Regions from separate parts of the Mus musculus genome. Here region 2 is linked to region 1. A link is a loop called in an ENCODE intact Hi-C map of the cell type or tissue named here. Cell type or tissue: left cerebral cortex. All regions are shown on one strand. Links, peaks and the distances in the headings refer to the core of each region. The heading gives the core; the rest is flanking DNA. Region 1 has its middle 12 kb from the start of Ropn1. Region 2 has its middle 18 kb from the start of Kalrn.

Region 1 (15,171 bases), core at 3,697-11,696:
AACCCATCAGCCTGTATTCATGCAGGTGTAAAGTACAATGCATCTTACTGAAAAAACATCCAAGTGTTGCAACTCTGTGTTCTTCTGTTATGGCCTTAAGGGAGAGCCTGTTTTCTTATCTGTCTCAGCTCCAGGAGACCACTCATGTTCCACAGCTGGCTGCCTTCTTCCATCTTCGACACCAGCCAGGCTAGGTCCAGCCTTCCTCACATCTCTGATTCTCAACCTCTCTTCCTCCTCCTCCTCTTCTAGCTTTCAGAACCTCATTACATTTGACCTGGATAATCCAGAATGACCTCTGTATCTGGAAATCAGCTGACTAGTTACCCCAATTCCCCTTTGCTGTGTCAGGAAACACATTAATAGGTTCTGGAAATCAATAACATGGGCATTTCAAATCTACTGGTCTACCTACTGCCGAAAAGCACATGGTCATTAAAAACACACACAAAGTCACTTGTGTGTGTGTGTGTGTGTGTGTGTGTGTGTGTGTGTGTGTGTGTGTGTGTGTGTGTGAATCAGTTGTTCAGTCAAATAAAAAGGTATGGACTCAGGATATATAACACTAAGCAAAGCCATACAAATTCAGAAAGAAAAAAAAAATCATGTTCTTTCTCATATACAGAATCTGGCCAAGAATATGTGTACCTGTGTAAACAAACACACATGTGGGTGCATTGTAACATGAAGAAAAGAAAACAAGAATAACTAAATAAAAAGGCATAAAGAAGGACTGACTGTAAGTAATAGCCACAAGTTATGAAAGAGGATAGAAAGTGAACTGTTTCTCTAGTTCTAATTCTGTCATGAGTTTTTTGGTTTGGGTGGTGGATAAGTGCATAAAATGTAGTTGATATTTAAAGTGTAAAATTCAATGTGAGCCTCCACAGCTTCTGTTCGGAATGCCTATTCTAACTATGTAGAATTCATTAAGTCCTATAGACTTTGAGCCCGGTTAATTTGGGTGCCCAGTATTTTTATTTATTTGCATTCTTATAATAATAAGTTCATAAAAATTTTTTTGAAACAGGTTGAGTCTCCTTGTGTTCTAGGTCTGTGTGGCAAGTACCAAAGTTATATTGTAGGGGGATCAGAAACTGCGGTTTATGCTATCCCCTCAATTTTAACTAAAGTTCTCATCTAAATGGGAATATGCTAAAATGGGAAATAATTTGATGGACCTGTTCCTACCACAGTGTAAGTGACTGGCCTATGATAACAAAAGAGATGGTGTGCTGACTGGTTTTATGTCAGCTTGACACAAGCTAGAGACACCAGAGAGGAGGTAACCTCAGTTGAGAAAATACCTCCATAAGACTGGGCTACAGGCAAACCTATTCTTAATTAGTGGTTTACTGGGACCATTGTGGGTGGTACCATCCCTGGATTCTATAAAAACTCAGACCAAGCAAGCCATGAGGGTCAAATCAGCAAGCAGAACCCCTTCATGGCCTCTGTATCAGCTGCTGGCTCCAGGTTCTGCTCTGCTTGAGTTCCTGACTGGATTTCATTCAATGATGGACTATGATGTGGATGTATAATCCAAATAAACCCTCCCCTCCCCTCCCCTCCCCTCCCCAACTTGTTTTTTGTCATTGTGTTTCATCACAGCAATAGTAACCCTAACAAGGACAGAAATTGATACCAGGAGTGGGATATTGCTGACTGTATTGTTTTGGAAGGATTATGGAAAGATTTTGGAACTTTAGGCTAGAAAAGCCATTGAGTGTTGAGAGCTCAGTGAGCTGTTCTGTGGTCCTGATTTGTTGTGTTGGGAATGAGGCACACTCCAGTTATCTGAGTACTGGGGCAGCTGAGGTAAGAGGGCTGCCATAGATCTGACCATCTGCTTGGGCTGCATGAGGAGCTTCAGGACAACCTGGACATATCAGTGACATGTCGTTGGTGTCATAAAACATCAAGACATCTTATGGTTTCAGAAGGATAAGAGCCCGTCCTCCTGTGGAGGCATGACATTGGGTGGCAGGCACAATGACAAAAGCAGAAAGCAGGGGGTTGGGGGGGTGGACTGGAAGTAGCTCAGGGATTTAGACTTTCAAAGCCCACCCCTAGTGACATACTATCTCCAGTAAGGCCACACCTCCTAATCTGCCCAAACATCACCATCAACAGGAAACCAAATGTTCAAATGCCTGAGACTATCTTTAGGAGACTATCTTTAGAAGACATTTATCAGTCAAACCAAGGGACTTGGCTACATTAAAAAAAAAAAAAAAAAGCCTTTGATGCTTTGAGACCAAACAGAACCCTGCTGAAAGTTCTACCTATTCTTTCTACTTACAAAATGACAAGGTATATAACATGGCCTAAGCAGAGAGCTGTGTAGCATTTCACTTTATGTCATCTGTAGGCCTATTTAGCATCTCTATGGGTGGGTAGCTCCTGCTCTCAGTCTCTACAGACTCAAACTCAGCACCCCTGCAATACAGAGAGAAGGTAGGAGGACTGAATCTCTGCTTTAAGGAAAGAAGGGCTGTTCTGGCTAGAAGAGGACTTAAAGCCATCCACCACCAGCAGTTAAACAGGTTGGTCTCCATGAGAGCTGGGTGCTATATATAGACCAAATTAGGAGTCACTATTCTTGCCCACTCTACATATTCATACAATTATGAAGGCGGATTTTATAGCAGGCAGTTGCCTCACACTGTATGGATAAGGAAAATGAGATCTATATAAAGGAAATAAATTGATCTGTATCTAACAGGAAGGACTATGATGATGACTCAATGGTAGAGACCTGGGTTCAATCCCCAGCCCTGCAAAAAGAAAAATAACAAACAAACTAGAAGTTTGTGGTAGAGTCTATATCCAAACCCAGTTTATAGACCTGAGCCAGCCAAGTTACTCAAGGTCAAAAGTCTAGTTAAATGTGATAATTGCTGGACTTCTTGGACCTGCCAATCTCTGAATAATGATACAGAGACTTACTAATTTTATTACGTAGCTTAGGCCTAGCTTGGGCTACCTCCCAGCTAGGTCATCTAACCTAATTAACCTGACTATACTAGTTTTCGTCTGGCCAAGTGACCAGTTACCTCTCTCCCAGTAAGTCCCTCCCACCAACATCCATGCAACTTCTCTGTTCTACTTCCTGCCTCTGCTTTTCCTCCTTAGGGACACCCTCTCAGCCAGAAGTCCCACTTTCCCTTTCCTGCCTACTATTGTCCATCAACTCCTGGTTAAACCAATCAGTGAGTGAGAAAGCTGTCTATTTACAAAATACCGAGGCAGGTGGTAAACCATATGAATAACAACACCAAACTCTGGTCAGTACTCAGCTCTCAGCCAGTACAGAATTAACAACTGAATAATGCAAAGACAACCTTCACATGGTGCACCCCAATGGGTAATAATACTATCTTGGATGCTCCTCCAGTTCTAAAAACTCTCCCACCAGAACTCTCTCTCTTCAGCCCCAGGGGCCTCCTATCTCCACCATGTAGTTGGACCACGTGTACACTCCATCATCCCTGCCTTATTTTGTATGGATCCTAGGGATTGAATTCAAGTCTATCTGCTTGCAAAGCAAGGACTTGATTGACTGAGCATCTATCTCCCTGGGACTGCATCTGAGGACTGCATCCTACTTTGTCTGACCAGTCTTTCACTGCCACTGTTAGCACTATCTTGCTATTTCCAGTTTAGTTTCTCTCGCCCTGGGGGGGGATCCTCCCCCTTTAACCTAGTGTTTCGCTATGGTCTCCCCTCCTCTGCCCCAGGGACCATCTGACCCTCCCACCCCTCATTCTCCACCTCTTTCCACCTCTTCCCTCTCTTCAAACAGTGACTCCTGAATCCTAATCTCCACCCAAACTGTGGCTTTCCCCTCTCTCCTGGGGGGGGGGGGAGAAGCCGTGAAAGCCCCAAATGCCATCTTTCATCTTATTTCCTATTTTCAGCACATTTTCTATTTATAATTCTGCCTCCCTCGTAGCAGATTGACACAGCACTCTGTGTGGTTCCCAGAATAAATGCAATTCAAGAGTAAGAGGCGAGTTCAGCTCTCAGGACTCTCTGTAGCCAGGTATGTCAGAGTTTCTTCCCTCTGCCAGGATTTATGAAAGCATCTCTGAGGCATTCATGCCTCCCTGTCCTTCTCTCACTGTCCTGGAAACTCCTTTCACACAAGGTTTCCTTCCTTGGTGGATTTCCTTTCCTGATCATGTCAGGACCAAGCTAATATTAAAGGTGTTTTTTTTTTTTTTTTAATTTCCCAAGCACACATTGACTACTCCATGAAAGGGCCTTCTTCTGCATACATATACATGTGTTATGCATGTATGTTTATACATCTGTGTGAATGCTCACGTGAGTAGGTCATTCAAATGTGTGTGTGCAGGCATGGAGGCCAGAGGTTGATGGTGGGTATCTTCCTCTATCTTTCTACACCGTTTACGCCATGGCAGGGTCTCTTACCTGAACTGAGAGGACAGTGGCTCAGCTAGGGTAGGTACTAGCTTGCTCTGGGCATGTCCTGTCTCCACCTTGCAATTGGTAATACAAACAGTATTTATACCCAAGCTAGGGATCCAAATTCCTATCCTCATAGTTGTGTGGCAAGTGTTTTACTCACTGATCTGTCTCCTGAGCCCTCATGAAAGATTCTTACAAAAACATTTGTTGAGAGCTAGGATAATAGCTTAGTCAGTAAAGTGCTAAGCTTGCAAGGAAGATCTAAATTCAATTCCCCAGAGTCCGCATTAAAAAGAAGATGGAAGAGGAGAAGAAGGAGGAGAAAGAAGAGGGGAGGGAGAGGAGAAGTAAGGAGGAGAAAGAGGAGGAGGAGGAAGAGAAGGAGGAGAAGGAGGAGGAGGAGGAGAAGGAGGAGGAAGAGAACAAACATATGCTGGCAGGTGTTTGTAGTCACAGCCCTGGACAGGTAAGGTCAAGCTGACCCTGGAACTTCCTGGCCAGCTAACCTAGTCTATTCAGTTAGTTCTAGACCAATGAGACCTCACAAAACCAAGACGGATGAAGGTCAAGGGACAACAGCCTGGATTTACATGTATATCACACACACATACATCTATATGCTTATACATGCACACACACACACACACACAGAATATTTGTCGGATGATCTGATGAATACTGAATACTGGTATACTAAATAATAAGTCATAAACTGAGTTGGTGTGCTGCTATTGAAAACTGTAGTTAATCTACAAAGTGAAGCATGTGTTCAAAGTCACATTTTAAAATTAAAAGCCAAGTTCATGTTACAACAAAAATTTCGGCTAATTTTCTCCTTCAAAACTTTTACAGTCTAAAGGAAGAAAGAACGGGTGCAGAGTAACTTCCACTTTAAGCGACGTGCTTTGCCTGGATGATGAAATTTGTTCCACGACCTCTGCAGTGAGTGTTATCGTGTCCATTGGATGTGTGTAAAACTGGGACTGGAGCAGGCGAACAACTCTTTATACTATGAATCAGGGGTAAAGCAGATCCGGCTGAACTTTATCCAGTGTCAGCTCTCATGTCAAAAGCCCAGGGAGGACCTCCAGCCTTTGAGCACAATGTCAGGGAACAACACATGCTGGTAATATCTGCCATGTCCTCTGTCCTCGGCTGGTTCTTCTCTGTGTGGCACATATAAAGTGCTCAAACAATTCTTTCTCGAATTAAACTACTATCTGAACCATTTATTTGCATTATGAATATTCTCAGTGGGTAGATATGTGAAATGTGTGGTCTGCAGCACTATCATGGAAGGTTCTGGAAACTGTAGAAGGCAAAGCTTGGCTGGAGGAAATAAGAAGAGCTATGTTTTTGAAATGCACAATCTTGCCTTGTCCTCTTTTTGCTTCCTGTCCACAATGAGGTCAATAGTTTCCCCTTGCTCACACATACACACACACACACTGCTGTCATGTTCACCCTTGCCACAATGAGGCCAAGAAACACAGATTCAAGCTAACCACAGTTCACCCTTTGAAACCATGAACTAAAATAAATGTTTCCTAAATTCATTCTTTTTAATAGCTGAGTAGTACTCCATTGTGTAAATGTACCACATTTTTTGTATCCATTCCTCTGTTGAGGGGCATCTGGGTTCTTTCCAGCTCTGGCTATTATAAATAAGGCTGCTATGAACATAGTGGAGCATGTGTCCTTCTTACTGGTTGGGACATCTTCTGGATATATGCCCAGGAGAGGTATTGCGGGATCCTCCGGTAGTACTATGTCCAATTTTCTGAGGAACCACCAGACTGATTTCCAGAGTGGTTGTACAAGCTTGCAATTCCACCAACAATGGAGGAGTGTTCCTCTTTCTCCACATCCTTGCCAGCATCTGCTGTCACCTGAAATTTTGATCTTAGCCATTCTGACTGGTGTGAGATGGAATCTCAGGGTTGTTTTGATTTGCATTTCTCTGATGATTAAGGATGCTGATCATTTTTTCAGGTGCTTCTCAGCCATTCGGTATTCCTCAGGTGAGAATTCTTTGTTTAGCTTTGAGCCCCATTTTTAATGGGGTTATTTGATTTTCTGGAGTCCACCTTCTTGAGTTCTTTATATATATTGGATATTAGTCCCCTATCTGGTTTAGGATAGGTAAAGATCCTTTCCCAATCTATTGGTGGCCTTTTTGTCTGGCAAATGGATGGACCTGGAGGGCATCATCCTGAGTGAGGTAACACAATCACAAAAGAACTCAAATGATATGTACTCACTGATAAGTGGATATTAGCCCAGAAACTTAGTAGATATAAGATACAATTTGCAAAACACATGAAACTGAAGAAGAACGAAGACCAAAGTGTGGACACTTTGCCCCTTCTTAGAATTGGAAACAATCACCCATGGAAGGAGTTACAGAGACAAAGTTTGGAGCTGAGACAAAAAGATGGACCATCTAGAGACTGCCATATCCAGAGATCCATCCCATAATTAGCCTCCAAACAATGACACCATTGCATACACTAGCAAGATTTTGCTGAAAGGACCCTGATATAGCTGTCTCTTGTGAGACTAGGCCAGGGCCTAGCAAACACAGAAGTAGATGCTCACAGTCAGCTATTGGATGGAGCACAGCGCCCCCAATGGAGGAGCTAGAGAAAGTATCCAAGGAGCTAAAGAGATCTGCAACCCTGTAGGCGCAACAATATTATGAACTAACCAGTACCCTGGAGCTCTTGACTCTAGCTGCATATGTATCAAAAGATGGCCTAGTCGGCCATCACTGGAAAGAGAGAGCCATTGGACACGCAAACTTTATATGCCCCAGTACAGAGGAATGCCAGGGCCAAAAAATGGGAATGGGTGGGTAGGGAAGTGGGGGGGAGGGTATGGGGGACTTTTGGGATAGCATTCTAAATGTAATTGAGGAAAATATGTAATAATAAAAAATATTTTAAAAAAATAAATGTTTCCTCCCGTAAGTTTTTCTGTTGGCTATTTCGTCACAGCAATGCAGAGCCTAATATGCCCCGTAATATTCTCATATCCAAGGCTCACGGTCAACACTTTAGAAAAAGCCCAATATCAACCTGGGTTCCTGTAAGATGATGTATTTGTCGTTATGCCAACAATTATAAAACACACGTTTTTTGTATTTTTAATAGAAGAGAGGTTCACAAAGGCAAAAGTGGGTAGGGCCCACAAAAACCATAGTTTGGCCCTGGTCATTTAACCTTTATCAATTTCAGAGACTCACACTTTCCAAGCCTTTCCGTGAAATTGTTGAGATGGATCATGGATCCAAACGTCTCTGTTTCCTCTTTCTACTGCTGACTAAACCACAAGGCATTAGCATCTCAAGCAGCTGCAGGGAAGCCAGCTACCCAAGTTCATCTGAGGAAGGCTACCTGGGAGAATCCTAAACAGAAGCCAACAAATGTCCCTTGTCTTCAAGGAAAGTGGGGTGATTCCCTGGCACACAGGCCACAGATAAGAACTGAGGAAAACACGGTAGTCTCTGGACCAGGCCCCTGAGGAAGACAGCATATTGTGTGTGTAGACACTGGTTCGTTTGAGATGAGCCACACTCGGGTGGCTGCAGAGCCAGGAGCGTCTCTTCTGCATTTGGGGCAACAGCCAGAAGAGAATGTTTGCTGAACTGCCTTATGCAGTAGCATCCTCTCCATGGTAATGTGAGTTGTTCCCTTGATTGCTCTCTGATGCGTAGCTTTAATTGTATCTTTGCTTTTATGTAGAGAACAGAATCGTGTTCCCAGGAGGATAGTTGGGAAAACCCACTGCTAGCATGGAATACAAATTGAGGCCTGCAGAAATCACTCTTCCTGAGTGGGCACAGGAAGAGACGAACAAGGACAACAATCTCCAGAGACCAGAAGTTTAGTCAGGGAGAGGTCACGGTCTCTCCTCCTTCTAAAGAGATTAACAGGAGCAACGTTATTACTAGATGAGGAAATTGCTTTTGGTGGGAGGTTTGTATGTTGATGAAAAGCTACCACCCCCCAAAATGCTCCCCCTCCCCCACTCCAGAGTGTCTCCATTTCTAAGACATCTAATACCACTGTTGATATAAGAACCTGGTTCTTTAATCTATTATCAGTGAGCATTTCTACACGATTAAGATCATACTGTATAGACATTTTGTAGCCTGCCCTTTTCAGTGACTCTGCAGCTTATGAGCCTTTGAGGAGGAAGCATTGCAGTAGAATCCAGGCATTTTCAGCTGAGAAAGCATCAAACGGGAGTTCCAGCAATGGGGACCAGGACTGGCTCCTGAGAGTGGAAATTGTCCCTTAAAGCAGCAATTGGTTCTGGGAGATAGGTCTAAGGGGAGGGGGCATATTTTGTTAAATCTCTTTAACCTTTTGCATTTTCCAAATTTGCACAACAAAGTGTCACTTTCATTATCAGAAAAACTTTTTTTTTTAAGTGTTTCTTTCTGCTGCTACATCCGAACCAGCAGCAAAAGAGCAAAAGAGCAAGGCCCGTCTCTCACCACTATGTGGGAAAGGGAACACTAGCCATGGAAGAGCATTGTGTGTGTGTGTGTGTGTGTGTGTGTGTGTGTGTGTGTGTGTGTGTGTGTGATCTCAGGACAGGTTACAAAGAAGCAGCAATCCTTGGGGTATTCTCAGAGAAAGAATACTCCTTCATGTTGCTTGTGACCATAACCTCCTGTTTCAGGAGTCACTGAGAGCAGATCAGGGCTCAATGGAAGGGAGGCTGGTGCGGGGCAAAGTGCCTAGAACATCCCCACCCCCACCCCCCCCACCCCCAAAAAATAGCATGGCCTGGTCACTTAGCCTGTGTCAGCTTCCGAGTTTTCAAGATCTTCTGTAAAATCATTCAGGTGGATTGGATGAACCACACCCACTTGGTCCACCCCTCCCCTTCACTCTCCTCCCCTCCCCTCCCCTTAGCACTCAGACACAGCGAAAACCTAAGAGGATCCCCCCCCCCGTAAAAATAACTAGAGTCATGGGTTGAACTCATACTTCCACAGCAGAGTTAGCAGTCGTCGGAAGGAATTGCTGTTTTAATCACCGCTACAAAGAACCATTACCGCATCAGACGGATCGGAAGGAGCAACTCGAGACAGTGGCTTGGCACATCCCGCTTCTCCTAGGAACGATTCCCTACCTCGTTCCATAGGAGACACTTTTTGTAAAATGTGAACGCCCCCTTTCAAAACTCCGATCCTTCTTTTCAAATCAGGGTTATAAATAAGTAAGTACAATTTGCGAACCATTTGATTACATCCCTGTACTTTCCCAAGATTCCCTAAGGAGGCACTTATACCCAATTTCACTTCATTAAATATTTAAATAAAAACCAACTGAAGTGAATCCTGGGACAAAGGGGCATTTATTAAACACGTGCTAGGGCACAGCACGGCACCAGGCTTTGGACATGGGGGCAAGTGGAACATTTCTCCATGGCCAGCAGTAAGATACCGCTGCAAGGAGTTTTAGAGCAAGAAGGGACTGGTTTCCAGGGAGAAAGACGATCCAGAAACCGTCCATTTTAATGAGAATTCCATATTCAGCAGCAACAAATACACAGAAACTTCATCTGGCAACGGATGAACTTGCATGAAACCAAGCAACTGAACAGCAAACCTCACATCACAGGGCCTGGGACTTGCTAGGTCTCCTCAAAAAAAAAAAAAAAAAAAAAAAAAAAAAAAAAAAAAAAAAGAAAAAAAGAAAAAAAAATGTGGTACCAAAAAATTCATTTAAACATATTTTGCTCAGGAAACTCATATTTTTCATTAGTAAACATTTGCTGAGTGTGGAACTATGCCAAGAGAATGTAGAAACACGGAAAATAGTAGACACCACAAATAGATCGCCACGCTGCAGGGCATACACACTAGACAGCAAGGGAGTGGTCCCAGCAGCCAGCTCTGAATTAGGAGCCAGGAGAGAATTCTCCTGTGACAGTCTGAAGATCCAGCAAGAAGCAGATGGTACACTTAAGAAAGTTTAGCTGAGCTGGAGAGATGGCTCAGTGGTTAAGGGTACTGGCTGTTCTTCCAGGGGTCCCAGGTTTAGTTCCCAGCAATGACACAGGATGGGACCGGGATTACAAGTATCTATAACTCCAGTTCCAAGGAATCCAATACCCTCGTATGGCCTCTGCGAGAACCAAGTACACATAAGGTATACCAGCATGCATTTATATGTATGCAAAGCAAATTATATACATTCAGATAAAGTAAACATTTAAAAAAATCATCTTAAAAGAAAGTTTAGCTAAGAAAATATTTACTAAGGACAAATGCAATGGTAAGGCCAAGGACCAGCAATTATGGGAAAGTGTTACCGTCCCTAGACCTGAGAGGGCAAGCAATTGGCCAAACCACTGGACTACAACCCCCGAGGAAGCTTCTGGGGACCCATAAGAATTGCATGTCACTTGGAGACTCATACCTGTAAACTCGACGCCCCAGAAGAAGAAGAAGAAGAAGAAGAAGAAGAAGAAGAAGAAGAAGAAGAAGAAGAAGAAGAAGAAGAAGATAATGATGATGATGATGTGTGAGGCCAGCCCAGTCCGTGTAGTAAAAAGCTGTCTGAGAGTAAATAAATATATAAGCACAGAGAGGTGAATAGTAGGTAGAAGAAGAGACACGAGATTGGAGCTGATGCTGGGCATGCAAGGTGGGAGTGTCAGGTTCAGAGCTAGGGAACAAAACCTGCTGATTTCTCTTCATAGGCCAAGACTACCAGACACGGAAGCCCATCAGAGCCTAGGAGCTACAATCCTGAGGCACAGGCCAAGACAGAGACAACTAGAGAGCAATCTCAGAGGGACAAAGGAAACAAGCTCAAAGCGTAGAATGGGGATTCCAGGATGGGCTTTTAAGAGATTGGAAAGATTTACTTACGTGGAAGCTATCTTGGGCAGAGGTAGCTTTTGCGAATATAGGAAATGGAATATATACATATATATATATATATGTGTGTGTGTGTGTGTGTGTGTGTGTGTGTGTGTGGAGAGAGAGAGAGAGAGAGAGAGAGAGAGAGAGAGAGAGAGAGAGAGAAAGAGAGATGTATGTACAGAATACATTTCCTTAATTTCCTTAAGTAGAATCAGGCTGTAGCATCAAGAGGTGTGGAGGAAGGGACGTAGATCATGGTTTCTCCTTTTTTGACCCAGTTGATAACTCTGTTTGGGGAGCTAACCTGTGCTCTGTAGGACAATTATTAGCATTTGTGACCTCTGCCAACTATTTGCTAATTAGCCACTTACAGCCAGTTGTGATAACCAAAAATGTGATCGTACACTACCCAGAGGGACACAAAACTGCCCTCAGTGGAGAAGCATCAGGGAAGGAAAAAAAGGACCATGCTCAGAAAACTGTTGCACTGGACATGAGATGTGAATGCAGATGTGAGACGCTAAAGGCTTAGCTCAGAGTGGAGCAGAGGGACCAGCAGGAAAAGGAAACGCTCCAAACTCTATTATGGACAGGGAGGGAGGTTGGGTGACTTTTTAGTGTGTCATGGGCTAACAAGATAATAGATCCTTAATGGCACACTAGAATTGTCTGAGGCTGGCCTGAGGACAGACTGTGCATCTTCTTCCCAGACATAGGAATCTGGGACACTGGACACAGGACTGAGATCTGAAGAGGGAGGTGGGGCCAAGGTGCAGACTTGAATAATCTATACAGAGACGGCTGGAAAACCCTCTCTGCCCATGAGGAAGGCTATGAGTTCTTACAGAGGGAGGTAGAGAATGCTGAAGAGGGTGTTTCGGTTTATTTTTCTTCCTTCTCGGCTTTTCCTGGGGTGGGGGAGGGAGTGTTGTGCATATTTAGAAGATGAATAATGTGAGATAGAAATAGAAGGTCTGGAGGCAGGAAACGCAGGCAGCTTCTGAAGGACGGCAGTGGCTGAAGTCCAGCTCCTGCCCCACTTGCTTAAGCCATATGCTGAGGCTATGCCTGGTCCAGTGTAAGTAAAGGTGACACAGAGGCCAGGGCGGTTCTTTAGAAAACCAGCTCAACTGCAAAGAAATACAAAGAGCCACATCCGTATCCTGCATCCCACTGTTGTAGTTAGCACACGTGTGTGCACACGCGCGCGCGCGCGCACACACACACACACACACACACATGCACAGACAGACAAGTTTCCGGTCCTTAAGCGGATTCTGATCAGGTGACTCTCTTCACTCTGATTTTCCTAAGTTGTTCTAGAAGGGTCTCAAGAAAAAGGCTGCCCAAGGAGATACGAAGAAGAAAGGGCCATCCAAGACCAATCGTGGTGGCTGAGTTTGTTGTCTTGAGGGTCCTGGTTCTCTGAAGAAAGATAATGGATCTCTTCTTGTCACCCTACCATGAGGCATGTTACGGTAGGCAGAATTCTCAGACCCTGTCACAGTTCTACCGGCTGTGACACATGCTCAACCACACTGTCATCCATTTGAGTGTGGAGGCACTCAGGAACAAACTGTAACATCACTCCCGTGATTAAGTTTATGTGCCAGAAGGGAGTTTGTAAATGTGATTAAGGTCCCTCATCAGATGACTTTGAGTTAGCCAAAAGGAAGATCATTCCAGTGGGCCTGACTTAATCGTGTGAGCCTTTTAAAAAGGGCAAGAAGAAACAGAACATGCTTCTGATGGACTGGGACAAAAACCACCCAGGTGGTGACTTCTGCAAGAAGACCATGTCCCTAAGATTTGAGGGTGGCTTCCAGAACTAAGATGAATCTCTCATTACTAGCTGGCAAGAAAACTGGTCTATAACCACAAGAAATGAAATTCTGCCAACAGCCATTGAGCAGGAAGAGGACCGGAAGCCTCAAATTAAGATCACAGACGCCTGGCACTTGGTGGTCTGGGAAGAGTCTTAAAGAGGATCCATAGCCTTTCCCTAGACTCCTGCACCTTAGGAAACGAGCTGATAAATCTGTGCTGTTTTAAATTGCTAAACTTGGAAAAGAACATGAATGTTTCTTAAGTGGCATTAACGTACACAGGGTGCATCAACTCTGAGAAGATGGATGGATGTCCTCCATGCAAAGGTCCAAGAATCGCCAAAGAATGATACCCCAGACTCAAGTAGTATGTGAAAGCAAAGAGTGTTTATTCAGCTGAATCTACTGCATGCAGGGGTCTCTCCATTTGGGAATGGAGACCCCCTAGTGAACTCGCAGGCCCAGTTTCTATTGCTAGTTGGTGGAATTCCAGGGAGAGGTGTATGCCCTTTTTTTTTTTTTTTTTAACCTTGGTTAGTTAGCTCTCTCTCTAGAAATCTGACTTGATTCTACAGTTGGTTAGGCTCTGGAGACTTCCAGGGGTGGCTTACTTATTCTACCTACCTATTCTTACTGCAGGCCAGTTGACAAGGTGTCCTTGGATTGGCTGCCCAGGGCTGTGGTTGACTGACCATGGATTCCTGATCCAAGTTCTCATTTCTGAGAAACAGAAACTTGGGCCTAGTCTCTCAAACTGTCAGTTTGCAGCCTGTCATGGAGTCAGCCTGGCTCTGGGAGCTCAGTCCTCGCATCCCCTGTCTGATTTTGGAATTTAATCAAATCATTGATCAGTTCTTTGTCCCAAGGTCTGAGTCAATGGCCAACGGGTCAACTGGGACATAAGAATCTTAATTTATTGCTAAAACTCGGGGCTTTTTGACTTAGCGTCTCTGTCTGTAAGGCCAGGAAATGGATGTCAATGTAGCACTTATCACAAGTGGGCTAGACCTGACCAAGATCCTGACTGGGACTCAGCCATCATCAGCTCCATCTCAATCTCACTGTGACCCAATCCCTCTCCCATCTTCCTACAAAATAATACATGCTAGACCTGAAAAAGGTGAGCCATACAGGAGTGGGGACCTCTCTGAGCACGTGGCTACCGTGTTGATAGATAAAATGCAGCTATGATGGTAGTAGCATGGAGACCAGTAGGCCTCCTCCCTTTGGTCATTTCTGGGATTGGGTAAAGCTTTAGTTCCTCAGGCCAGTGAGTGAGACCAGCTGAACAAACACTGGACTATCATTTTCCAGGACATCTGCTTGGAAAGAAGGAGATGGGAGAACATGGTAGAGGAAGGGGGAAAAGGAGAGTCTCATGAAGTCAATGAATATTAATACTGCCTGTTTTGCATTCGGCCTTATGCTAGGGCCTCAAAACAGAACTCGAATAAAGCAAAGCCAAAAGGTCCCACATATTCCTGTAGGAGGAAATAGAAATTTAATAAAGTGAATTTTTTAAAATCATACCATTTGGTGTGGGTAAACTAAGGGAGAACTTGAAGGGAAGGCTGTGTTCCCTTTAAAACGGAGGAGTCAGAGATGAAGGTAACTGAAGGTAACTTTTGGATGCAGGTTGAGGAGCTGAGGACCTAGCCATGTAGAGATCTGAAGAGATTGTGCTCCGGCAGAGGAAGTGCAAGTGTAATTCCAAAGCTGGGATGAGCCTCACCTTTCTGAGAAGCAGTACGGCCAGTGTTTGGGGGCAGCTGAGAAGAGAGAACCGAGCGGGTGTGGGGAAGCTAAAGGCTATGTGGGTCACTTTGACTTTTACTCTGGGTAAAGTAGGAGACCCTGAGGAGACAGGAGTGACATCAGTCTTCAGTGCCCAAAGGACGGTGCTAGAAGCCACAGAGGAGCAAGGACAGAAACAGGGACTTGGTCTAGGAAGCCACTGTGGTAGTACAGATGAGGCGCGGTTTCCTCAGACAAGGATACTGGAGGCGGCATGCTCAGGTTGAGGGT
Region 2 (15,171 bases), core at 3,299-11,298, 110 kb before region 1:
AACAAAACACTGGGAGTATTCACAAGGACCTACTGCTAATGGTTACCTTGGAAAAGTGCCTTGGCAGATAGAAAGAGGGTTATATAAAAATACTTAAAATATATTGAATTTTTAACAATGTAAATGTGTTGTATTTGCATACATTTTAAGTTCTCAAAGACAAAAGTGAAGGTAAACTTTTAAAACCATGAGCAATGCCAAAATAGCATCCAAGAGACAAATGTTTGCCACATTTGCATCAATACATAATTCAAAGGACAAATATTCTTAACTTATAAGAAACTGCTAAAAACATTAGAAAAAAATAGTAAGTATAAAATATAAAGTATAAAAATAAGTAAATATATAAACAGATAATTCACAAACATGGAAATGGAAATGTCTGAGGAAAACTGTAACTAGGAAAACACAACATAAAAATAATAACCAGGCCACATTTTACCCATCAGCTTGGCAAAACAAGCAAAAAGCCACAGTCATGCTGGAGAGTAAATTGATATAAGATTTTTAGACATCACCTTGGCAGAACTTATTAACATTTCTAGCATGCATAGCTCTCAGCCCAGTAATTCTACCTCTAAGACCCTCACCTACTACAAGATCAGTACCCATACACACCGCAATATATTCAATCAGTAAACCAAAAAAAGGCAAAAAGAGGAAGAGTAATCCAAATGACTAACAATAAATTATTAGTTAAGATAAACTATGATAATTATATTTAGAAATGTTTAACAAGGACAAGCAGTTTGATATGTTGCAACATGAAAGGATGTCTATGCTCCATTCTGTGTGGAAAAATGTGGTTTGCAAAATAAATGGCGATATCTGTATTATTCTACTTTGTGAACACACACACACACACACACACACACACACACACACACGAGTATATATTTCAGTGTGTGTCAAGAGAGCTCTGATAGAAAATTCACCAAACTGGTAGGAGAAGCTATCCCTAAGGAGTAGGGGATTCACTCAGAGATCTTTCTATGCTTTCATGGTGTAACTTTGTAGCATAGCCATTTGTTCCTCTGGTAATTTTCACAGCATTTCAGGCTGACAAAAATAGAAATCCAGATCTTTTTTCCCTCGGGGCCAGGCAACCGTTTCCTTCTCCACTTCCCACTCACAGGATACAGAATGTGAGATGGTTTCAGACAGCTCCCAACTTGGAATCACCACCAGGCTTATCCACCTCAGTGGCTGTTAGATGAAGTCGCACTGGTATGTCAGACATTTGCCTTTCACCCTCTGCTCTGCTCCACAGCCTTGGCTTGCCACAAGAATCCAGATGAGCACTCTGTGAACTTAAAGAGTTTCAGCAGGAGCCACAGCTCCTCTCAGGCTATTCATTTATCTGCCGCTTACAAATCTTAGGAGAGTTTGGTCAGTGAGAGCAATGTTTCTTCTCAGGTCCCAGTCCTACCCAAGAAGTGACTAGAGCAAAGTTTCTTAACCTCCTTAATGCTGCAATCCTTTAATACAATTCCTCGTGTTGTGGTGACTGCCCCAACCAAATTATTTCATTGCTACTTTATAACTGTAATTTTGCTACTGTTACAAACTGTAATGTAAATATCTGATATGTAGGATATCTGATATGTGACCCCTGTGAAAGGATAAGGGGTCAAGACACACAGGTTGGAAACCACTGCTATACAGGATTAGAATAATTCTGAGGCCACAGGGATGGCAATGAGGACAGAGCAGTGTGGTCCCTTTGTGGCATCTGTCAGAAATAAGGTGCTGAGCGTCATACCGTGCGCTCTCTAGTGGAGCATCCCTGCCTTGTGCTACAGGCTTTGACTAACCCACATCCCTATTCACTTGGAATATTCGGAGTGTGGGAAGCTGCAAGAAGTGGCAGGCGGCACAGACTAGCGGAAGATGATCACTGATCATGACTGCGTCTCCCATAATGCATCTCTCAGCAGACACCTCGAAGGCAGGGAGTCCAGGGGAAGAGAAGGGGCTCTCAGGGTAGATGTGGCTCCAAACAGATGCAGATGGATAACTCACAAACATTGGGGTACAACGCTGGCCTGAGGTAAGCCCTGAACCTGAGTTCCATCTGTCATATTTTACTGCTTTTTATCTCAGACTCAACAACTATACCCACGTAAGAACATGCCTCTCACAATCTTGGAATTTCCAAGGACCCCGTTGAGAAGCCACTCATCTTCCCTATCTTTATAACCAAAAACAGAAAGAAAGAAAAAAAAAAAAACTCAAAGCCAAAAATCCCCAGACCTTCATGTGTCGTAACTAAAAACACTCAGTAAACAAAGCCAGTCCTTGGGCTCCCTTGGGGAGTAATTGTCTAAGAATGCTTCTTTACTTTCAGCTGGTGAAAGAAAAAGGCACAGACGTGCTAAGACTGTGCAGAGCGCATCTTGAAAACATTAATTTTTCCGAACACCAATGTGTGGCTCACGTGCCTCATCAGAGCAGGCAGTGACGGGCAGTGAGAAGAACCCTAAAGACACTGGTTTTGCTGCTGGGACACACAACTACTGAGGAAGTGGTTACTGTAAGCCCTGGGTACAGGATAGAAATTTATAAGGCATGGGGGCAAGATCTGGCACCATGCCTTGGCTCTGAAGCTTGGGGTTGGACCATCAGTTCTGAGGAAGGTAGAGAAAAGGCGGAATCCATCCTTCCTTCCATCTCTATTCCTGGCCAATTGCTTAGGACAAAGTTGTCAATCACCTCATCTACTCTCCTCCAGCCAGTCTTTAAGATGTGCAGCCCCAGCAATCATTGCAAGTGGCTACATCTAGGAGAGGTTGCCCCTCTCCTGAGTTGTGGCCCCTAAAACATTTCCCCTTCTTCTCCCCACTCAGAGATAGGAGCCATTCTTGTAGCTCCAGGTCTGTTCACAAGAAACAAGACAAAGCCAAGCCATCCACTGAGGCAAGGAAAGAAAGACTCAATAATTAGAACATGTCAGAGGCTCTGTCAGTGTCAACTAGACATCCTCTAAGCTGACTGCTACCACCAAAACCTAGGCATATCTAATTGCATGCCAAGATCCTATGGGGGAGTACAGAGAGGGGTGGGGAGACAGAGAGAAACACGAGAGGAGAGAGAGAGAGAGAGAGAGAGAGAGAGAGAGAGAGAGAGAGAGAGAGAGAGAAGGAGGAGACAGAGAGACATACAGACAGAGTCAGAGAGACTGACTGATTTATGCATTATCACTACCTAGACTCTGGAGGCAACCACCCTCCTATGTCAAAGCTACCTCCCATAGTCATGTGATATCCATCAAATCACTCCACGTTTCTGTGCCTCCAATTTTTGTGCAAAATGAGGATGTTAGTAACACCTAACTAAGTTAATAAATATAATAATACACCCCACCCAGCAGGTACTACACATGAGTATAAGACAGTGATGATCACCATGGTGTTGCCAGCCTATACTTTCCACACTAAGCTGTCTCTTCCCTTTAGACCATCACATATGCTCTTCACAGGCTTTGGAAGGCTGCTCCCACTCTGCCTTCATCTAATTCTCTAGACCCACAGGAAACCTTCTCCGGGCAACTTAGTTGGGCCACACACTGGCCGTCCACAGGACCCTATGACATTTAAGCTCTCTCTGTGTCCTTCTGTCCAACCGACTCCTGTTCATTGTCCTATGTCAAATTTCTGGCTGAGAAAAATCTTTGAAAGGATAAATAGAGAGTGAATGAAGAGCAGCTCTCCCTTGTTCAGCAAGCACTTACTATGTAGCCACTTACCCTGAATCACATCCTGAACCATGACTGAGAATACAAGAAGGAACAGAATACCCTGGCTGCTAATCACAAGCTCTCAGCTGCATCAACAGTTTGCCTTGCAGCAGCAACTCAAGGTGAAAGGGGGTTGACCGGGATGGAACAGCTAGACAATCCTGCTTTACTCAGCATGCCTTGGAACATCCTTGGGGCACCAAGGCTGGGGATATGGGAAGAGACAGGAAGTATCTAGCTTTGGAACCTAATTTTCAGTATCAACCTTGAGCTGACAATGTTGCTTCTTATCTTCTTTCCCAGGCCTCCATCTGTTCTGTCCCACCCCCCCATACAGATGGGGTCCTACTCCTATTACATAAAGCAGTTCCTGGACTACTCAAAGTGCCCCTGTGCAGGGACTTCAGGGAGACCCTGAAGTAGTGCAAATACAGCCACAGTCTAAGGCCCTGGCCTTGTTGAGTCCTGGGCAGTGACTACGCACTTAGTCTAACCCCTTAACAACAGCCAGACTAAGAGGAGAATGGACCTGGGCAATTACTCATCCCATAGATAAACATAAGATATAAATATGCAATTAAAGAGTTTATTTTAGGGGGGAAAGAATAAAAGAAGGAGTGGAATGGCCCAGACCAAAGCAAGAGGTCAAGCAGATACAATCTTTCAGAGAGAGAGGAATGCAGGTTTGTCTAGGGTGGGTTTGTTTAACTTGAACTAAGCAGTTGAAACCTTGACTCTGTTCGCCATCCCTACGTTTGAGGGGGGAGGGGGAAAGGAGGAGAGGGTTAGAAAGGGTGGCCTTTTCCTTATAAGGTGATTTATCAAGTACGGGCCCAGCTTATCCAAGAGAAACTCTGGCTAGTTCTGCAGATTGTCAGACTGTGAACAACGCAGAAACTGAATCTCTTCCATCCCACCCACTATTGCCTGCCATCATACCAAGGGCTTCCCATAATGCACTGCTCAGGAAGGACACTGCAGAGTGCAAAGGGACAACAGTTCACATCTGTGTCACTTCTTCCATTTTGCAAGCCTTACCTGTTTTTAGGTTTAGGTTTGTTTACTAGTTGTTTGGCTTTGCTTTCTTTTTATTTATTTTGTTTAAATTAAGTAAAAAGAAATAGCAAGAAATTTTGTCTGTTTGGGTTTTGCTCCGTTTTTAAATCTTGTTTCTTTTGTTTTTCTCCTTTGAAACAGAACAGACACCACTCCACTCCAAATAAGACCACTTGTGGAATCCTAAATAGCTGGATACCTGGCCAAGACGCCACCAAACACTTCCTAAGCCCAGTTAAGGAAAAAGGCAACTTAACTTCCAGTAACAGAAAAACTGAAGTAACTTTTTCCTTCAATAGATACTCAAAGTTATGTTTTCCATCTTAGTTGTCCTAAAAGTAAAGGAACACTCTATCTTTTCTTCAGTGGAAGTCCAGGTGTGGCAACTTCCAGAAGGGTAGAGGTACACAACCTAGGGAGCATGGGAACTATGGGGCACATCACCCTGCTGGACTCAGGTTCTACCATCAGATGAGTTTGAAGACAGTCCGGAACATTGTAACAAGTTCCGACAATGGACAAAAGTGATCTGGGTACTGCCCATCATCCCCTCTCCTCTGCTAGGTAATGCAGAGTAACCCAGCAAGGCCTGTGGCTGAGTGAACACCCTATTTCCTCTTTCAGATGGTGGGAGCATTTGAGGATGACTATATGTCATTGCACAAACATATGAATGCCAGCCTGTGTGTCTGTGTGAATAGTCTAATATACCTGGGTGTAGTATCAGCATTTGGACATTGGAAACAAGAACTTTGAGTGTATCAGGAAGCCAGCCATATCTCAGCCACCAGCTTCCTTTGGAGACAGTAGACAAGAAGTACATGGGTGAGAAGAATAGTCAAAAATAGACAGCTATTTCCTTCTGGTATCTTTGGGACTGAGTGTATTCTTATACGGAAGTACATGGAAGTATATAAACACACTGCTCATTGAATAGTTACCCAGGATCTACTTTGAATGACACTCACCCTAAGGCAATGTGTGCTGTTCTGACTTCACTCCATGACGACAGTGGACAGGAGAATACTGCAGAACATGTATCTGGATCTCTGCTAAGCCCATGGCAAATGTCCTCCAAAATATTCTTGTAGATAATTGAGTATGGGTACAGTTGTGAGGAGTCGCTGCAAATGATTGCAAAAGACCCAAGGGCTTTTATTACGAGAAACACTTTGTGTGGAACAGGGCTCTCTGGTGGTGGCCACAGATACCACAGCACTGCCCCCTCAAGTGTTTCTTTAGCTTCTTTAAAAATGTTATTTCCTCAGATAAAGATTATGCCTATAATATGGACAGATAATACAAACCTGGTATAGTGGACTCAATACTATAACAAATGACCGGGCAAAGATATAAGACTCTCGGCAAATCTGAACACCTGAACAAAATCAACAGGGGCAAACTCTGTGTCTGGCGATCTACCCTTTAAAGCGACGCACACATCACTCTGAAAGCCATTCTCACCTTCTGCATCTACCTTAGTGAAACACTGTACACAAGACGCACGCACGCTGGCTGACAAACATTCTCAGGAGCAGGATGGCTTCGAGGATGCAATGTTAGACTTGCCGAAGCAATTGTGGAATATTTACACCAAGAAAACTATAACCGCACAGAATATTTTCAGAGCATGTTTCAGGAAGAAAAGTTGATATATAAAGCATGATATGGTAACCTCAGACTGGTAGGCATAAGCCATATACAAATACACAGTGACGCCCACAGGGTTTCCCCATCACCGGAAGCCTATTCCCAGACAGAGCCTCGGTGGCCATTCGCTGCGAGAGAACTATGGCATTGCTAGTAATATCTAAAATTCAGAATGTAGTCATTTTGGTAATTGTATAATTACAATTTTTCCAAGTCTTGCTTTTATCCAAAGGGGGAAAGTTAAAAATATAGGAGATTATACAAATTCATTGGCTTTCCATTATTCAAAAGTTTAGCACTATGGAAATCTAGCAAAAGTGCTACCTCATGGTACAGAGAGTGTCCCAGAAGTCTGGACAGACCCTGAATACCAGAGTGTCACTACACTGATGACACCTGGAGAGCTGAGCTGGGGCCAATCTCAGCAATGCAATTAGGTGGGGACACCAACAGTACGACATCACGAAACAAATGGCTATGAGGAATTTGGAAAGCTTGACATTGTCCTGACTGACAGCACTGCCACTGTTTAACCTCGAGACACGACTGCGGGTACAACCAGGTCCCTTCAGATATTTGAAGGGCTATGGAGATAAGCCACAGTAAACCTTTTTAAGGCAGTTAACTTATTATGGAAATTTCCAGAGGCAAATGCTAGAACAAATAAATAAAAATGGTATTTTCCTTCAAAATTTATATGTGTGTGTGTGTGTGTATACACATACACATATACAGAGAGATACATATGCATCTACAAATAAAGAAGCATTTTAACTGAAAGAACGAATGGTAACAAAATAGTGGGAAATCATGAGTTTCCTATCATTGTAAATATTAGAGTAAGAGAACTTTTTTTAAAAAAAAAGCATGTTGGTTTCATTCCAGATAAATCCAGACAATTTTTAAAGATCTCTAACATTTCTAATATTCTGTGATCCATTCAGAGACAGAATTGGTTTTCAATGTATGTACCCATTTGATTCCAAATCCCTCTAGTGGTATTCTCTGCCAGCAGGTGGCAGCAGATGCCTTGGACGCTGGGTTCTATATGTTAGGTGTGGTCAAAAAATAAATGAGCACAGTTTCCAACAGTTAAAAAAGGGGGTGTGGGAGAACACAAGTCCCAAAGTAGCTTCCTTCAAAAGAACAAGCAAGCATAACTAAAAAACATGTCTAACAGTATACAACAATACTTTTTTTTTTTTTTGAGACAGTCTTTGTAAGCCTAGGTTGACCTAGAATTTACTCTATAACCAGGCTGGTCTCAGACTCTGGAGAATATCCTGCCTCAGCCTTCCAAGTGCCAGGATTACAGCACACACCATCACGCCTAGGTTTTGCATGTTCTTCTTGATCTCTGAATTCCTCTTGATTTAAAAAAAAAAAATCCTTGCTTCCTCTGCAGCTGCACATCACATCCATTACCATAATCTTTCAGCCAGACCCAAAGAAAAGAACCTTCAGGATGGTCAGAGAAGCATTCTGGCCATTTCCTGCTTCCAGCTCCCATGCCCAGCATCTCCACAGCTGAAGCTACAAAATAAGCAGGAAACATACAAAAACAGTGGACCTCACCCGGATAGCATGAAAGTACATCATTACCATTTTCTAAGCACACGAGAATTCTTCCCTACCCCAGCCCCAAAGAAAGGAATAAAGCCCCTGCTTTACCCCACTCTAGCCTTGGCTCTCTGCTGTGATGTCATTTAAACTCTGCATACAATCAACAGTCCTAGTCCAAGTGGCAACCAGAGACAGACAAATCTGGTATTCGTGAAGTATTTTGAATAGGGCTTGTAAGTGGACAGAAATAAATAATATTTGTTGAACCAGCATTTAAAGCAGTTACATCATGGTTAATCATGGTCTTGAGTCAAGGTGCTATTGACTGTTCTAGTCTCAGGTCAAACAGTCCTTCTGCCAGGAGCCCTTGAGCTATTAAGAGCATGTTCAGTTCCTCCGCAAAGTGTCAGGCATACACTCTGTACCTCCCGTGTCACACTTCTGCATCTGCCCTAACTAACACCACTCTACCACAAACACTTCATTTCCCTCTTACAATGCAGCATCCAAAGGCCTGAACTGCGTCCCCAAATACAATAGTCCCCCATATTCATGAAACTATTTTTTATGTGTATAAGCATTTTGTCTGCCTGTATGTCTGTGTACTGTGTGCATGCTTAGTACCCACAGAAGCCAGAGCAGATGGGACATCAGAGCCTCTGTAACTGGAATTACAGTTGTAAGTCACCATGTGAAAGTAGGGATCAAATCCAGGTCCTCTAGAAGAATAGTGCTCTTAAACTCTGAGTCCTCTCTCCAGCTCCAGTGAGACTCTCTCTTATAGAGAGGCGTTATCAATAAATCATCAATATGGTACCATTCCGCCAAGAGCAACATCCATTTGACAAGCATTTCCCAAGTGTCTATAGAGCTCGGGGTGGCACAGGGGAGGTCAAACCTGCATCCCGTTCTCAGAGAGCTCAAACTGAGAAAGAAAATGAAGGCAAGAACACAAACAACCATGCATCAAAGTATGCCCAAGAGCAAAGTTGGGCTTGGTGGTTACATATGTGTAATCCCAGGATTTGGAAAGGAGAACCAAGGGGACCAGGAGTTCAAGGTCAAATGCAGAGACCTAGAATTTGAAGTTGGTTAGTTTGAGACTCAGTCTCAAAACAACAGCAACAACAACAAATGTGTATATTAGAGAACAGAAAACCAGAAATTACCAATAGATATGTGCAAGAGGTTGACGTATGGGATAGGTAATGATGGTGGTCATAGCTACAAGGTCCCTGAATTGCTCTTTTAGTTGAGTGACTGTGTGTGCCATGCCAAGTGATTTACACAGATAATCACATTTGTTCCTCAAAACAATCCTATGTAAAAGCTTCCCAAAGTAGTTAAAAAGCTCAGCGAAGTCAGGGAAACTACCCCAGATATCACAAGCCTCCACCTGGTAGCGCTGGGTGCCCAAGCAGCCAGGCTGATGAACAGGGCAGCCACACCACAGCACTTGAGAATCTAGGACGCTAGGTTAAAGCACTGCTACCACACATAATGAGAACATGCCGAGACCCAAACTTGTACTTACAAAGATCAATCAGACAACAATGAAGAAAGCAGACAGAGGAGTCAGGCTTGAAGCCTACTGCAATTGTCTCATTGTTGTGTCCTGAAACTCGTGAACAGAGAACATGGCAGCAGGGCTAGAAAGGGGGTTCAGAAGTGAGGAATTCCAGGGGAAGGGTAGAGACGATCAAGGGTGATCCCAAAGTGTGTTCCTGAGTGTCACGACATGGAAGCTTGTCATGAGAAGAGGAGGGAGGAGTGGGGCGTGCAGATAAATTATATCCTTGGGAGCTTCAAGCCAGCTCTTCCCCATTCCCACCTCTCCCTAAGCATTCTTTCTATCTTCAGGGCCCTTCTCAGCATCCCTAACCGTCTCCAATCAACTCACCAAAGCAGAGAAGCAGGAATGGGGCAGGGGACATTATGTCACTGAACATTTCATGTCTATGCTCCCCTGGCCAACACAGCCAGCAGAGACAATGCCTAGTCAGGGGCCTGAGGAAGGAATTCTCCTTCACTGACTTCCTGACCTTGGACCAGAAGCTCTGTCTCTCTGGATCTCGGTTTTGTTTTGTTTTGTTTTGTTTTGTATCTGTAAAATCTGAGTTTGGACCAGAATAAAAAGTTGCAAGCTTGGATATGCATAAGTCAAACTCATCCACAAATAGACTGTTTCATCAGCATAATAATATACTTTAATAGAATTAGCGTCCATACTTGAAAACCTGGCCACTTCACAAAGACAGAGTGTCTCTGCAGCCCTTCCAGAAGCACCTACAGTTGGCTGGGCCCCACATTCCTACATGTCCTGCATCAGGTGAAACCAGCTAGAACCCACTGTTCCTCTCAGGTAGGGCACCACCCTTTAGTTTAGCATAGAGTGCCCCACCCCTCCCCTCCCCTCCTAAAGGTGGTTGCTCATCATTTAGTCCTCTCCTCTCCTCTCCTCTCCTCTCCTCTCCTCTCCTCTCCTCTCCTCGCCTCGCCTCGCCTCGCCTCGCCTCGCCTCGCCTCGCCTCGCCTCTCTCTCTCTCTCTCTCTCTCTCTCTCTCTCTCTCTCTAATTTTGTTGTTTTTGTTTTGTTTTCAAGATCGGGTTTCTCAGTGTCCTGGAACTCACTCTGTAGACCAGACTGGCCTCAAACTCAGAGATCTGCCTGTGCATGCCTCTGCCCCCTGAGTGCTAAGATTAAAGGCATGTGCTACCACCACCACCACCACCACCACCACCACCACCACCACCACCACCACCACCTGGCCAGCCGGCCAGCCATTATTGGCCATTTTAATCAGTACACTTATGGTCTGTCCCCAACAGGCATCTGTGTTCATAGCCCCTGGAGAAGATCATTTAAAACGCCAGCAAAGTAAGGCCCAGGAATGAGGGGCAAGAAACTAAAGTACAGAGGGCTAACGGTGAATTCTCCACAACGGGGCATGTAGGCTGCTCAGTGGAGCTGCAGGCTTCTGCCACAACTGATAAGGATTCGCTCACAAGTGTGTCAAGCCTGCCCACTCCCCCTCCCTGACATACACCCCACCAAGGAGGCGCAAGGCCAGATGACATCAGCCTTGGGCACAGTCAGAGAAACCCCATCATGAAGCAATTTGTTTCCCCAGCCACTCTAATTTAACAATTAGCTTAACAACCCTGGGCAGGCACTTGCTGCAGAAGCAGGAACCGATTCTGATCGGTGTCAACTTCAGCCTGGAAAGGGACTCCACCCCTTCCCCAACCCCACTGCCCTTGCTTCACAAGGTCCTCACTCAGACACGGTCTGGATATCTCAGAAGATATCTAGACTAATTATCCCTGAGACTCCAGTTGGCTTTTCCTGTGCCACTGAAGCCCCTCTCTCTAAGTTGGCCCTGCAGAATTTTGACCTAATCCATGAAGCATGTTGGGCCAGAATGCTCAAAGGCTTCCTTCTGTGGCTCTTTGAGGGTAGAGGTGCTAGAAGGATCCCTGAATGTAGATGATGGTACACACAGAGAAGCACACCTCAGGACTGGCAGCTTGAGACATCCAGGGTACACACACAGCTTACCAGAGGACAAGCCTCAGAGCTGAACTCACCCTAACCCAGACAGCATATTCAGTATCCCCCCGCCTCACCCCCCACATCATCAGAGGACCTCTGGGGGTGATTCAAGATGCTCCTTCCCTCAGCTTGTCCTGCTCCTAACCTCAAGACCTTTCTCAAGCTGCACCCTAAACCCGAATGTCAAGGTTCAGAGAGAGACAGATGGAGATGTTGTAAAGCAGAAATTGAAAAAAAAAAAAGAAATGTTGATAATGTCATAAGTCCACAGTAACCTGGAGGCTATTTTAAAATACAGAATTCTAGGATAGATGGGGTTAGGCCAAGGCCTAAAATAGCAGACCCTCAAAGAGGAAAGCATCCCCGTGTGACTAGGTAGACATTTCAAAGAGACAGAGGAGGAAGAAATGGCATGTAAAAATGGAACAACAACTCCGGAAATTAACCAGGCCAAAGATAAAACTAAGGGTGTCCAGTGCCATACAGGGATCTTTTTATTCTATCAAAGGGAGACGGTAGGGCAGAGCCAGTTGGTGACGCTATGGTACAAGGCATATCCTAGAGAATAAAGGGTTCTTCTTGACTTACCCTCCACATCAGGCAAGAGAGAAGCTGGTGCTGAGCCTGTAACCAGTGGAACCTGCCTGACAAGGGAGCTGTAAATAAGTCACCAGGACCATATGGCATCTGCCTGAGTCCTGAAGGAATTCAAGGGTGAAATTGCAGAGCTGATGCCCAAAATGTGTAACCTCTGATTACCAAGTCACTCACGCTTGCCATTGGCAGTGCGCCCATACAGTTCATTCATAAGACAGGGAGCCAGTGAAGCCTCATCTTCATACCGGGCAAACGGACAGAGAAGGGACTCAGAGGAGCCCTACTAAGCACATGAACCACTTAGAGCTGTGGTTCTCAACCTTCCTAATGCCGCGACTCATTAATACCTTTCTTCATGTCATGGAATAATCATAAAATTATTTCTGTTGCTACTTCATAACTGTAATTTTGCTACTGTTACGGATCATTATGTAAGGACCTCTGTTTTCTGGTAGTCTCAGAAGAACTCTGTGAAAGGGTCTGGTGAATTTAAGGGGTCGAGCTCCACAGGCTGAGTATCACCGACTTGGAGAACTGATAACATGGTGCTTATGAGGGCAAAACATGTTATACAACACAAATTCTTGAAAAACTAAACATATGTGAATTAGAATCCATGAGAGTCCTTCATATGTACTTTTAGGAAATTATTGACAATGTGCTATAATAAAAATTTTTTAAGTTTAATATTCATGAATTTTTTAAAGATAATTGACCTTTAAATTGTGGTAATTGAGACCAGAAGCAGCAAGAGATGATAAATGGGGGGATAAAAAAAGGAGATTAAAGAAAGGAAGAAATTATATATTTAAAAGGTATTACGGGTCATATCAACCAGCTCTGATCTACTATATAGACCACATTTGACCTCAGCTTTAAAAGGGTGGGGAAAACGCTGCGCCTAATTAGTGATCAAACAAGGTTGCTACCATGTGAACAAACCCTGAGCTGTGTAGGAGGACAAAGAATGGGAGCTATAAGTTGCCCTCTTCCAGGCTGGAGCAAAGGCAGGACGGTCGCTTTGTCCTCTAAGAACTGATAGGAAAGGCAGCTGGGTTTCAGTGTGACGGCCTCCCCACTGAGTCACATTTCCAAAAGTCTCCTCTCCAGATGGCTCCGTCCCCTCACCTTGTGATCATGAGCCATAGAAGCTACCTATGCATGGAGAGTGGGAGCCAATCCTACAACAAAAGCTTCTTGAAAACTGTCAGGGAGACTATCCATCAGTAAAGCCCATCTTTACTCCCTTCACCTACAGCATCCATCCAGGTCATGGAACTCTGATTTTATACATCAAGCTGTTCCCAGGAAACTCAATATGATGCTATTGACCAAGGATTCTAACACAACAAAAAGAGTAGATTTGCCCATTTCTTTATAATAAGTTGTTATTGCTTCTCTGTCTTTACATGCAGCAGAGAGTTGAGACCTCACATATACCATCCTTTGTCTCTAAGTTCCCTAGACACCTATGCCTATTACCTATTCAATTTATGCTGCTCCTAAGATGGGTGACTGTCACACGATAGTAGGCATGCAACAATCTCTCAGCCTTGGCCCACTCTCTACTCATCCAAGTCATTCCTTCAAAACTAGAGGCTACACACCTCCTTCCTATAGCTATCCTATAGCACCATGGCTACACACCTCCTTCCTATCGCTGTCCCCTAGTGCCATGGGACCTTGAAGTCTCTCTGTCTTTTAGGTTTGAGGTCAATGCCCTGTTGGACAAGACAGAAACAAAAGAGTTCTGTGTTACATCACATCGCCAACTATCACAGGGGTATAGTTAAGTTTATCTGCTTGAAGGACACATTCTGGAAGTCCACTGTGGGGATCCTCATAGAGACCCTTGCTGCAGTAACTGGTGCAAACTAGCAGACAATAAATATGACTAAGTACTAGCATCTCCTAAACAGAGATATGTTCCTTTCTTGCTTTTTCTCGGTCTGAATGCAGCCTTTAAAGGGCTTCTTTGTCTAAAATGTAACTGGCAGTCACTTGTCTTTTTACCACCTTCTTGCGCAGTATTTGTTTAGATCCACTCATGTATCATTTTGCCAGCTATGAAGTCCCTTCAATGCAACCTCATGGTGAATGCTCTTGAGTGAAGTGTGCCTGCCAACAGGTAGGAAGCCTGCAGCATTGCCTAGGACTGTGCCATTAATTGCTCCCAGGAGTCTCCACAAATGACGTTTTCTTTGATTACCCACCAAAGTAAAGGGTATGCACATTAAAACTAGACTGTTTTGGAGGGGCAGATCAATCCTTGGATAAGACTTGAATTAACCAAGGTCCTAAGGCTGTTTCATGAGCCAGAAGTTGCACTTATTGTCAACAACAACAAAATGCAGCATCCATGTGGCCCTGCAGTGCTCAGGCCAGCATGCGCAGTGTAGGCTGATGCCACAGGTAAGCCAAGCAAGCCATCACCAGGAAGTTGAACTCTTAAGTATGAATCAAGGCAAAAGAAGTCCACACAGCTCAGTGGTAGCAAACCGCTGATGTAATTACTCTAACAATAAGGCTGGGCTTGCCAGAGAATCTGGAGCCTGGGGCAGAGCCTGAACAGACATTCCCAGCTTCTGTTTCCTTAACTTTCCTTTCAGAAGTGCCCCTGCCAATCAGCACGTGATAGTCCCCCAGTCTGGGCTCAGTGCCCTTAATTAGGTTTTACATTACTAAATCACAGTCACATTTCGGTACTGCATCCCTGGCATTACACCCAGGTCACACTAATGAAGTCCTGCCCCTTCCTTCTAACATTTATAGAATGCCCCCGGCTGGCAGGGGTCACATCTATGTGGGAGATATGGATGTCAAATACAGACCATGCTTGCAAACTTTATATGCCTCAGTATAGGTGAACGCCAGGGCCAAGAAGTGGGAGTGGGTGGGTAGGGGAGTGGGGTGGGAGGGTATGGGGAACTTTTGGGATAGCACTGGAAATGTAAATGAAGAAAATTCCTAATTAAAAAAAAAAAACAGACCATGTCTATTCCATCTCAGTGTGGGA

What was found. Hi-C counts contacts between places; a loop is a spot of excess contacts. Peaks named below come from ENCODE experiments on the same cell type or tissue, not always from the same donor. Only the 100,000 strongest peaks of a DNase experiment are listed, where the experiment ranks them.
Region 2: it touches region 1 in a loop (2.5-fold over the local background); 2 of 42 quality-filtered maps call a loop at or near these places.

Annotation. Positions count from the first base shown.
Region 1 is chr16:34,631,786-34,646,956 of GRCm38, forward strand. No RefSeq gene overlaps it. Among named protein-coding and RNA genes, the nearest start is that of Ropn1, 12 kb to the right of the region's middle. In left cerebral cortex, for the core only: no CTCF peak of the experiment used is centred there; DNase peaks (open chromatin) are centred at 3,956 and 8,000; H3K27ac peaks cover 1,527 bases.
Region 2 is chr16:34,524,240-34,539,410 of GRCm38, forward strand. It overlaps a transcript of Kalrn not described here. Among named protein-coding and RNA genes, the nearest start is that of Kalrn, 18 kb to the left of the region's middle. In left cerebral cortex, for the core only: CTCF peaks have their summits at 5,986 and 7,452 (motif pointing right); DNase peaks (open chromatin) are centred at 5,949, 7,482 and 11,142; H3K27ac peaks cover 360 bases.